2 separate regions of the Homo sapiens genome follow, and region 2 is linked to region 1. Evidence: chromatin loops called from intact Hi-C (ENCODE). Cell type or tissue: sigmoid colon. All regions are shown on one strand. Each heading gives the region's core, and the rest is flanking DNA. Links, peaks and the distances in the headings are about the cores only.

The links. Hi-C counts contacts between places; a loop is a spot of excess contacts. Peaks named below come from ENCODE experiments on the same cell type or tissue, not always from the same donor. Only the 100,000 strongest peaks of a DNase experiment are listed, where the experiment ranks them.
Region 2: a loop joins it to region 1, with 5 times the contacts of the local background. A loop is called at or near these places in 8 of 110 quality-filtered maps.

Annotation. Positions count from the first base shown.
Region 1 is chr2:173,446,875-173,452,256 of GRCh38, reverse strand. No RefSeq gene overlaps it. Among named protein-coding and RNA genes, the nearest start is that of CDCA7, 95 kb to the right of the region's middle. RefSeq lists an enhancer at 927-996. In sigmoid colon, for the core only: a CTCF peak has its summit at 2,867 (motif pointing right); a DNase peak (open chromatin) is centred at 2,916; H3K4me3 peaks cover 443 bases; H3K27ac peaks cover 403 bases.
Region 2 is chr2:172,974,542-172,979,923 of GRCh38, reverse strand. All of the region lies in intron 10 of RAPGEF4 (Rap guanine nucleotide exchange factor 4), which reads right to left. Among named protein-coding and RNA genes, the nearest start is that of MAP3K20, 99 kb to the left of the region's middle. In sigmoid colon, for the core only: a CTCF peak has its summit at 2,410 (motif pointing left); no DNase peak of the experiment used is centred there.

The sequences.
Region 1 (5,382 bases), core at 122-5,121:
CCTAGGTTGGTTTTCCACGAAGCGCAATGCAATTTGTCCGACTTAGTTAAGGAATATGATAATGCCCTAATTATCTGTCTAAGATGTGCCCTGGATATTACAGAGGAGACAAAGGATAAAGAGTGGCAAACCATGAATTATCCGAAATAATCCATATTGTTAAAGGTTGGCTCCTGAGAAAGTCTGGTCACTGGCAGCTTTCTCATTTGCCATTCATCTATTGTTAATTTCATCTTTTGTATATATTCAAATTTTTTCCCTGGGTTAACATGTGTTGGGAGAATGTCTCTTCTTGTTCCCTGCCATTGTAGGAGGCATGTTTTTTTGCAACCAGCAGCTTTCCATGCCTTTCTTTTATTTTGGTAACTGGACGTAGAGTGGGCCAAGAAAGCATCAACCCACTGCTAATTAAACAGATTTATCCAACTGGATATTGTTAGGAGAATTTAAAATATAAATTGATGAGTGCTTGTTTGGTGCCATTTGAAGTAAAAACTGAAAGGATTTATGGGCTGAGAAGAAAAAGTCTCAGTGTCTCAGATGAAAGCCAGAAAATTTAATGAATTTAAATGTATCCCACCAGGGTGGCCATATTTCTTCTCACTGTGAGACACTGATGCCTCTCAAATTAATGGAAGCAAATTACTATCTTAATCTGACAAATCTATCACTGTTTTATCAAATCAGTTTGCTGGCTCTCAAATAGATCGGGGGAAATAGTAGAGGAGTATCAATGGACTTCTTTCAAAAGAGTCGTGGGCACCCAATACTCTAAAAGACCGTCCTGAGCTCTGCTGTCTTAGACTCACTTCCTCAGACAGAGGTCTTTATGCAAAAATACCTGTAGGAACAAACTCTAGGCAATACCACACTCGAAGCCCACAGAGGGCTGGACCTCTGCCAGCATTTTCTGTCTGTTGCTCTACCTTTTCCGACATAATGAATCTGTGGCCTCCAGAGAACATTTACGAGGACTGTGAACACAGGACGCCTGTGGGGAGACCTGGCTCTCCTGAGCAGCTTTCACTTTATATGCGAGCTCCTTTGCAAGCCAGACCCCCATGCAGCCTGTTGAGAAACCACATTGCCATAACTAACCCGTCAAGTAAATTCTACCACCCCATGGTGGAAATGCTCAATGTGTCTACTCCAAACCTTCTTTGTGGAAATACTTGTGCCATTTATTTGGAGGCATCCTATAGCAAACCGAAGCGTTGGGGATTCTGTAGCCATGTGGAAATGCATGTGCTTCTGTACTTACTTCCATGATGACAGAAGCCAACCACGTAAGTGTCACAGAAACACTGCCATCTCTGCTTCTCTGGCAAATTGGACAATTAAGGCTTATTTCCTACAAGTATGTCTTTCTTTCTTAAGTTGTGTGTTCTTAGTACTTAAAAATGTTTTGATAGTTAGCCCATTAAATATTACCATTCTGGAGGTGGAATTTGCTTTAAAATGTTTCTTTTCCCTTTTTTTTTTCTTTTTTTTTTGCTTCTGCTCTATTCATATACTCTTTCATATTTTCTTTCCTTCTAGTTTTTCTTCTTTTCTTCAATACACTCTCCTTCCTGCCTCTTTCGGAAAAATCTTCCTGTCTTCTTGTCCTTCCTTCCTTCCCTCTTTTCCTTTCTCATTTCATTCTGTTTTTCTTTCTAGTATTTTTTCTACTGCATTTTTCTGAGTTAAGAATAAATCTAATTACTACGATTTTTTAAAAAGATAATTATTTTAAAGCAAACTATTAACTGTTCCTGTAAAAAAATGGTCTGTTACAATAAGCTCTGTGTTTACAGTTTAAAATTTATTTTGGAATAATCAGTGTCTGCATTTGTAAGTTCTGTTCATTTCTCTCTCTTTGGTATTGTACTAATAGCCACTTCATTATCATTTTAAATAATTCTTTGGTATAATTCATTATTAAATGTTGTTTTGAGAATTGTTTTCTCCAAGACTATTTTATTACCATCATGAAATTCATTTAATTAGTATGCTTGTAAAATTAGTACAAATTTTAAAAATAAAATGTAGAGATGTTACTAAGACTCGTTGCTTTAAAATATACTGCTGTCTTTTGGCGGGGAAATCTCAGAACATGAATAAAAATATTAAGAGTATATATGTTCTTCAATCCAGGAATCCCATTGCTAGGACTTTATCCTAAGGAAATACAAATATGGCAAGCATTCACCACTAGAATATTTGTTACAGCACTGTTTATAATAGCTATAAAGTGGAAATAACCTCAATGGCCCAAAACTGAATACTGGCTAAAAAAGTTAGGGTCATCCATTATATAAATTATCATACACCTGTTAAAAATTATATTGTAGGCCGGGCACGGTGGCTCACGCCTGCAATCCCAGCACTTTGGGAGGCCGAGGTGGGCGGATCACGAGATCAGGAGATCGAGACCATCCTGGCTAACACGGTGAAACCCCGTCTCTACTAAAAAATACAAAAAAATTAGCCGGGCGTGGTGGCAGACGCCTGTAGTCCCAGCTACTTGGGAGGCTGAGGCAGGAGAATGGCGTCAACCCGGCAGGCGGAGCTTGCAGTGAGCCGAGATCCCGCCACTGCACTCCAGCCTGGGCGACAGAGCGAGACTCCGTCTCAAAAAAAGAAAAAGAAAAAAATAAATATACATATATATATATATATAGTAGAAGAATATTTTTCATCATATGAGAAAATGTTTTGAGTATATTTTGAAGTAAATAAAACAGTTTACAAAATAAGATACATGTTGTGATCTCAGTTTAGTAGTACATTGCCTCTCACCTCCAAATCTACTTTCATGACCTGTTTTGCTTTCATAGGCTGGACCCTTCAAGCATTTTTTCCTTTGCAGCGAGAATGAGGTTTAGCTTGTCGGTAGAGGGCGCAGGAGAGACACTGCAGGAGGAAGAAGCTACCCCACGAGCCCCGCCCAAGGTTCCCGGACGTCCGTCGGACGGCCGTTGTTTTTCTACTTGCTCCTAGCGCACCACTGCCAGAAGCCTCTGCCCCTGCCACACACCCAGAGCATGCAGTTTCTCTGCAAGTTCTCAGAGAGCCCCAGCCGGTGACCCCCAACAGAGACACCACTCACCCCGGGCCTCTATCTGTCCTGCCAACAAGATGACTCTTTGTGCCCTGGCTGTCTCTGAGGACCTGCCCTGCAGACATATGTTCCCCCTTTTCCCTGCAACCATGCACCAGTTCTGTCTCAGGCAGCCAGGAGAGCTCCACCATTCAATGGAGCTGAGAATCTCTTTTCCCTCACTGTCTGAATCCGTCGTGGGGAAAAGGACCTCCTTCAAAGTGGTTCCTCCCGATTTTCATCCTCAGCCCTAGGATATTGTTTAGAGCATTGTTTTCACCTTCCTAGTTAGGCCTACGTTATAGTTAACAATTATTTATAATAAATTTTCCCTGTTCAAATTACTGTGTGGTTTCTGTCTCCTGATTGGCCTATGACTAATAAACATGTTTATGTAGAAGAGAGGAAAAAAAAGACTGAAACAAAAAGCCAAAACGTTAACAGTGGTTAACTCTGGGTAGTATAATTAGAGGTTGTTTTTATTCTGGCCTTTGTGATTTGCGATATTTTCCATAATATTTTGTAAAGAGCTTTTATTTCATTTACTTATTTTAGTTTCTATTTCTAAGACTATTGTGCTACCTATTTACCTGTGTAGCAAACCTGCATATTCTGCACGTGTGTCCCGGAACTTAAAGTAAAATAAAATAAGATTATTGTGCTAGCAAAAGTTGAGTCTTGATAGTATATGTTGTTGCTACAAAATTCAGATTCAAAACCAAAATGATCGTGTTAGTTTGTCTTTTCAGTGAGCAAATTGGGTGAAGCTTGCCTGACAGTGGGACCACACAGAGCCATGTAATTCCTACTAAGAACTGGCCTCTATACAGGGATCACCCACTCTCAGCTCCCTGAACCTTGGGTTTTAATGTCTGAACTCTGGTTTTAAAGTCAGCCTTTTAAAAAAATTTTTTTCTTATTTAACTGAAATTGCTGATCTCTGTATCATTCCAATTTTAATATATGTGCTGCCAAAGTGAGCACTAAAGTCACCCTTTTAATGCAAAAGTATTAAGAACTGTTTTTGTAAATAGTACGGCGATTTTTTTATTTTTATTTTTATTTTTGAGACAAGGTCTCACTCTGTCACCCAGGCTAGAGTGCAGTGGCATGATCACAGCTCACGGCAGCATCAACCTCCCAGGCTCAGGTGATCCTCCCACCTCAGCCTTCCTAGTAGCTGGGACTAGAGCTACAGCCACAGCCACACGCCACCATGCCCAGCTAATTTTTTGTGTGTGTGCGGAGATGGAGTTTTGCCATATTGCGCAGGCTGATCTCAAACTCTTGGGCTCAACTGATCCACCTGCCTTGGCCTCTCAAAGTCCTAGGATTACAGTTGTTAGCCACAACACCCAGACCAATGATTTTTAAGAGTACTATATTCATCTTGAAAAATACATCATGCAATGTTATTGCAGCCTTCTGCTTTTTAGAGAGACATTTCTATACAAATAGCAAATTGGCTTGTTGCTGTTTCAGCAGAAGTACCACTAATGTAAGAAGGAAGCCATGGTAGGCAAAATTCAAAGATAGCTTTCCAGATACTCAGCCTGCAGTACACACTCCTTCTCCCAGTTATTCAATCAAACACTGCCATGAAAGGATTTTTGCAAATGTAATTAAGGTCCCAAGCCAGTTGACCTTAAGATAGGAAGATTATCCCAGCGGGCCTGACATAATTATATGAGCCCTTTAAAAGTAGAGGATTTTCTCTGGCTAGTTGCAAAAGAGGATCAAGTCAGGTTGAGAGCCCAAGGGGGATTCAACTTCACCATGTGTGAATTTTGAAGATGCAGGAAGCCAAGTGGTGGGGAATGTGGGCAGTCTCCAGGAGGTGAAAACAGCCCCAAGCTGACAGCCAGAAAGGGAACAAGGACCTCAGTCCTGCAGCCACAAGGAACAGAATTCTGCCAACAATCTGAAAGAGACTGGAAGCCCAGGCCTCCAGATTAGAATACAGTGACTAAAAAGCAAACATTGGATCTAGCTGGATGCCACTTATTTTCCAGTGTTCAGTGACACAGACTATAAGCCCCTTGAAGGTACAACATATTCCTTGGGATTATGACCCTTAATTCCCATACATCCATATGGTTGTCCTTGTTGAATAACCCTTCCCCACTACCAACACACACAGTGTTCTGGATTAGGGATTAATATTCTGGATTACAGAGTCTGTGGATTAGTGGTTGGCCGTACTAGATTGCTTTTCTTCCCTTGAGGATATGTTTACAAAGAGTGACTTCATGGTGAGCAAAGACTTGAGATATGACTAGTACTTCTCATATTTTGGTTAT
Region 2 (5,382 bases), core at 134-5,133, 470 kb after region 1:
GCCTCAGCCTCCTGAGTAGCTGGGATTACAGCCACATGCCACCACGTCTGGCTAATTTTTGTATTTTTTGGTAGAGACGGGTTTTCACCATATTGGCCAGGCTGGTCTCTTAACTTCTGACCTCAGGTGCTCCACCCGCCTTAGCCTCCCAAAATGCTGGGATTACAGGCATCAGACACCATGCAAGGCCACTCTCTAACATTTATTCCTCCGTGGCACATGGTCTTACTGCTATGGTAATTACAACATACTGTCACGAATGTTATTTGCTTAAATATCCATAAATCTAGACTGTTCTTCTCAAGAGAAGCAGTATCTGGTAGTGCAAAGGCACTAGATTGGAAGCAGAAACTGAATTTGAGATCTAAATCATGAACTTCCTAGTTGCTCAACTGATCTAATGACTTGTTTCTGCATCTGTAAAATGAGAATAATACATGGGATTGTTACAAAGGTCAAATCAGGTAATATACATGAAGCTTTGTATATACTGAAAATATAGTACAAATGTAGGGTGGTATTGTTATCAGGGTGGGTGTTTAATATGGCTCATCGTATGAGTGAACACACGAGTTCTCATGATTCATGCTGAATTTAGGGTCTGCCCAAGGGAGATGGCAGTGGTGCTATGGAGCAGTTCTTTTGCGTCCTGAGGGAGATGTGTCCTTATTCTCTGTTGTCCTTCCCACTGAGGTTAAGCAAGGCAAGGCATCCACGGCACAACTCACTTTTGGTACAGGACACATTTATTTCATGGCAAATAGTTAATTATTAATAGAGGGAGGAGATGTGAAAATGATGGGCCTCACCTCTTACTCCAAATTCTGTAAAATGATAGAAAAGGTCTATTTTTCTTAGGATTACAGATTTACTCAACTGTTTGTGAAAAATAAATTCCCATCTTAGACCAGCTAAAGATACTCAGTACCTATGTTGAGATCAGCGGGAGTTTAAATGGAAGTCCATTCAGGACCAACAAGCAGCACCTTGCTAATCTCTTCATTTTAGCCAGATTTTTGTCTGCCATGCTAAAGGTTTGGCAGAAAAGATATTTTAACATGCAAAATGACATTGGAAAACAAATGAGCAACACCACCACCACAAACGATGAACTATCAGCAGACCAGAAAGTTTTAGGAATTCCTGGATAATAGAGAGCAGACGAGAAAAGAATGTCTGAGAAACAAGAATGGAAGCAGCCGCAGCTCAACCCTCACAGAAGAAAACCATCACAGGAGTAAGACAGCATCACTGATAAGACAGCTCTGCGTCAATCAGCCCAGAGGGCAGGAGAGGGCGGTGTTAGAGGGGTTGATCAAAAGGCCCCACCACTTGGTCAGGCCCCTACCTTTCCACGCCTGTCACACTCAGTAGTGGACAGGGGCAGATTTACTGCCAGGCAAGACCTTGAGACCTGCTCTCTAAGACAGACGCCCCAGGAGGACTGAGGGTGAGCACTGGAGCCTGGGAGAAGCAGAACAGAGGGTGTGAAAACCCCAGGCTCTTCCAGGTGACACAGTAGGAGAAGAAGGCAGCTCTCCCAGGAAGAGCAGGGAAGGGCTCTGTTCCCAGGAAATCCTTGCTATTTTGGCAACTAGTGAGAGGAAAGGGGATGGTGTGAGCCTGCCTGCTCCCCAGGTACCTCTACCAAAGCAAAGCCTGCCAAGAAAACTGCCTCCTTGCAGGGACAGCCCCCAGCATTTCCAGGGGAAGCTCTGGGGGGGGTGTGACCACTACATCTGCACAGAAGCCCACGTGGGCAGCCTGCTTTACCTCCTGGTCTTTCATTCATCAACAACCCACGCAGAGAAAGAGAGGCTTCCATGGGGACTCCTGGATGCCTCAGAGAGGTCCACAACAGCTGTTCGGGACTAAAGGGAACAAAGCCTAAAAACAGTTTAGTTTCTGAATCCTAAACAACATTCAAGCTGCAAAGAAAAAAAGAGAAGCACAGCAAGAACAAAACCCCAACCCTGTGGTCTGAGGTGGTCACAACAATCACACAGCAAGCAACTATCATTTGGCAATCCACCCAGGCAGCAAAGAACTTTTTGGTCCTGTTTACAGCCAATGTTTTAATGATGTGAGAGAAGTCAGGACTGCCAGGTGTGAAGAGACTTACTTTAAAAAATGAGTATATACACAGCTAGCAAAGCAACAAAAGCACTCATGAGAGATTTGCTGTGAGCTAGGACACTGTCCCTCAGGGGCCTCAACATGTCATTAGGATTGAAAGTTGAGGTGAGTCCCAGGGAGGAGGCCAGGTGGAGCAAAAGTCAGTCTGGTCAACCTGTGCCCACCAAAGTGCATCAAAATGGAGCCCCCTCCCACCCTAGTGGGGGCTCAGTGTTCGTGGCAGCAGTAACAGAAACCAGCCCAGCCTCTCGGAGGCTGCTGGCTCGGAGCTGCTGTGCCATCTAGTGTCTCAGAAAAGGCTCACCTCTCTACTCTCACATCAGACAAAGGTTCTCCCCCAATCCACCCCACCCCTCAAAGAGCACCTGATCACATCTAAAACTGAGCGTTCCCCACCACAATCACTGAACAAAGTCGCATTTTAAAAGCAGGTTTCTCTTGGCAAACAGTGGCATTAAGCACCTTTCCTGCTTTGGTCTTTACGGGGGTGACAGGGGAAAAAAAATGGAGAAGAGATCCTGTAAATCAGCCCCCAGACTGTTCAAACAGTAATGAAAGGGTCCCAAGGACTGAAGGCAATCTGGCTTTCAAGAGTAAAGGGAACACTGTGCCCGAGCAGGAGGAGAGAACTCCCATGCACCTTCATAAGAGTAACCTACAAGGCTGGGGAAGTGAATTGACTCTCTGGCTGCTCTGAGTGGCAGCCGGTGAATGTACCTGGTCTTTACTTGTCCTTCTCCAGATGACACAGGGAGAGATATTAGGCATCCCTGCTTCTTTACAAATCTGCGTGGTGCCACATTGATGTGGATTTGTCGGATCCCGCTGTGGAAAGGCCTAGTTTCTGCAGGGGATGCATTCTGGCAGCAATGTCTAGTTACAGACAAGATAATAAATGGGGATGGATAGGGAAGCAGTTTATACATTAAAGGATGGGAGGGCTCAGGTGATATTGGAAGCTACTGGTAAATACAGTTTTATCAAGGAATTTATCAAGGTCAGAGACAGAGCTTCTCAGTTATTGGAACATGGATAAAATGAGGGATTCATCCAGCCATCAAGCAGCACATTGGCATGGCCCATAGTAAAATATGCAGGTAAGAAAGCAAATATTCCAGTCCTTTAGACCTGTCACCTAGCAGACCTTGGTACAAGGGGAAAACACCCGGAGAAATCAACATTATAAATATCTACATAAGCCATGGTCAAGCTTCGAGGTTTCTAAAATAAATGCTCTATTTTTTTGTGTGTGTGGGGTGGGGGATGCTTTATTTTTGATGCAACGCTTCATCTCAATCCACCTGATTCTCTAACTTTTAAGTCCTTTCTCAAACTTGGACCATTTTCCCACACTGTTAAGATCTTAAGATCTCGCTTCTTCCACTTCCCTTAAAGGAAAGTTTAGTGCAGTTTTGCACTTCCTTGTCTAGCAAAACCAGCAAAGCATGTTTTTTCTTTGCCTCACCTCTCAGGACCCCTGCTTCTTAAGTGTCAGAGACATTCCAGGAACCTGGTGACTGCACATTTAAAGTGTCCTACCCAGCTCCGACTGCTCAGCTCCCTGCCATGCCACCACCCCCTCACCTTATCTTTAACCCCAAAAAGGACGTTTTAAGTTCCCTTTCTAGTCCTAATAGCAGAGCTTGTGTACACAGGGATCCTTTTCTGCTTTGTGAAGTTAGAAATGAATACAGTCTATAACTGCAATAAAGGGCAAAAGCTTTATGAATACTTGTGAGAAATGAAGTCATCCCTGTCAGGACATGGGATAAGGGTTCCATAATTCATGGCTTCTGAGTGCTAAGTGTTTTTAGGACAATGTGGTTTGATCACATTTAGAAACTGTATATGCCCAGCATTCTTCCAGCAAAAGTGTTTACTACAAGGACACTCAAGAGTTTAACATTAAATCTTTTAAAAGGTACAAGTACAAATATTTTCCTTTAAAACACCTAAGCAACAAGTTGAGAAGAACAAATAAATTTGGATGGAGTCAGATAGTATAACTGCTTGCCTTTGAGGATGAAATATACATATGAGATGGAAAATGCAAATGTTTTTTGAGAAGGTGCTACATGAATGCATTGTTACTTCTTCCTTGCAAAATGTCAATTCTTAATTAATCAGGGACATAGATTATCCATATTTTGTGGTTATTTCACTGCTTATTCAGTAAATTCACTAGTGAGGACACACTTGAGGCAACCTAGGAGAGAGGAAATAATATTGTCAATGAAAGAAAAAAAGAAGAAATAAAATTGGACTTGGAGTAAGATTTGGATCAGTTCCTGGTTCAGCCACGTATACTGCTGTGTGATGTTGAGAAAGGCACTTGGTATTGATTAAGCTCAATTTCTTTGTCAGGACATAGTGGATTATCATGAGCCATACTTAATTCACAGAGCTTTTTAGTGGTTCAAAGAGGGGACGGATGTGAGACCACTATATAAACTATACAGTGGTATTCAAATATTAGTGATTAAGTTTTGTTTGTGGTTCTGGCTAGAGGGTTGCTGTGGAGTAAATTGACTCTTTCCAGAGCTGTGGGTTTTCAGTGTTTTTTATGTGATCTTTAGACTAAATTTTCCAGCAAGTCTTCAAAAGAGCTGTGAAGAGAGGCAGATTAATTATAAGTTGGGTGCCGGATTTGGCAAATAAAAATATTGCATGAAATATACTTATATCAGAACATTGTTTGTTATTCATCTGAAATTCCAATTTAACCGGGCATCCTGTATTTAACCTGGCAACCCTAATCATATGGCAATTAAAACTATAAAGCACTTCATTTCTGTGCAATCAGTTTGACAATGGATTGTAAAACTTTAGACCCATATGGCCCGTTGGATTCTGCTCCTGACAATACATAGTAAAACTCAGGACATAAGACAAAAATAAAAGAATTATAGGTTCCAGAAGCATGTAACTCCCTCAGGAAAGAATAATCTTCATCATCATTTTAACCCATTATGGATTAGCAGCACGCCTGGGAATCTGCCATACTAGAGGACTTTTTTTCCACAGTAGATGGTGAACTCCATTCTGGTCTATATGGTAATAATTTAATGAAATTAGATTAGTCTGTAATAATAATTTTATTTTTTTGAGATGGAGTCTCACTCTGTTGCCCAGGCTGGAGAGCAGTGAGATGATCACGGCTCACTGCAGCCTCCACTTTCTAAGCTCAGGTGATTCTCCCACCTCAGCCTCCTGATAGCTGGGATTACAGGCATGCACCATTACGCC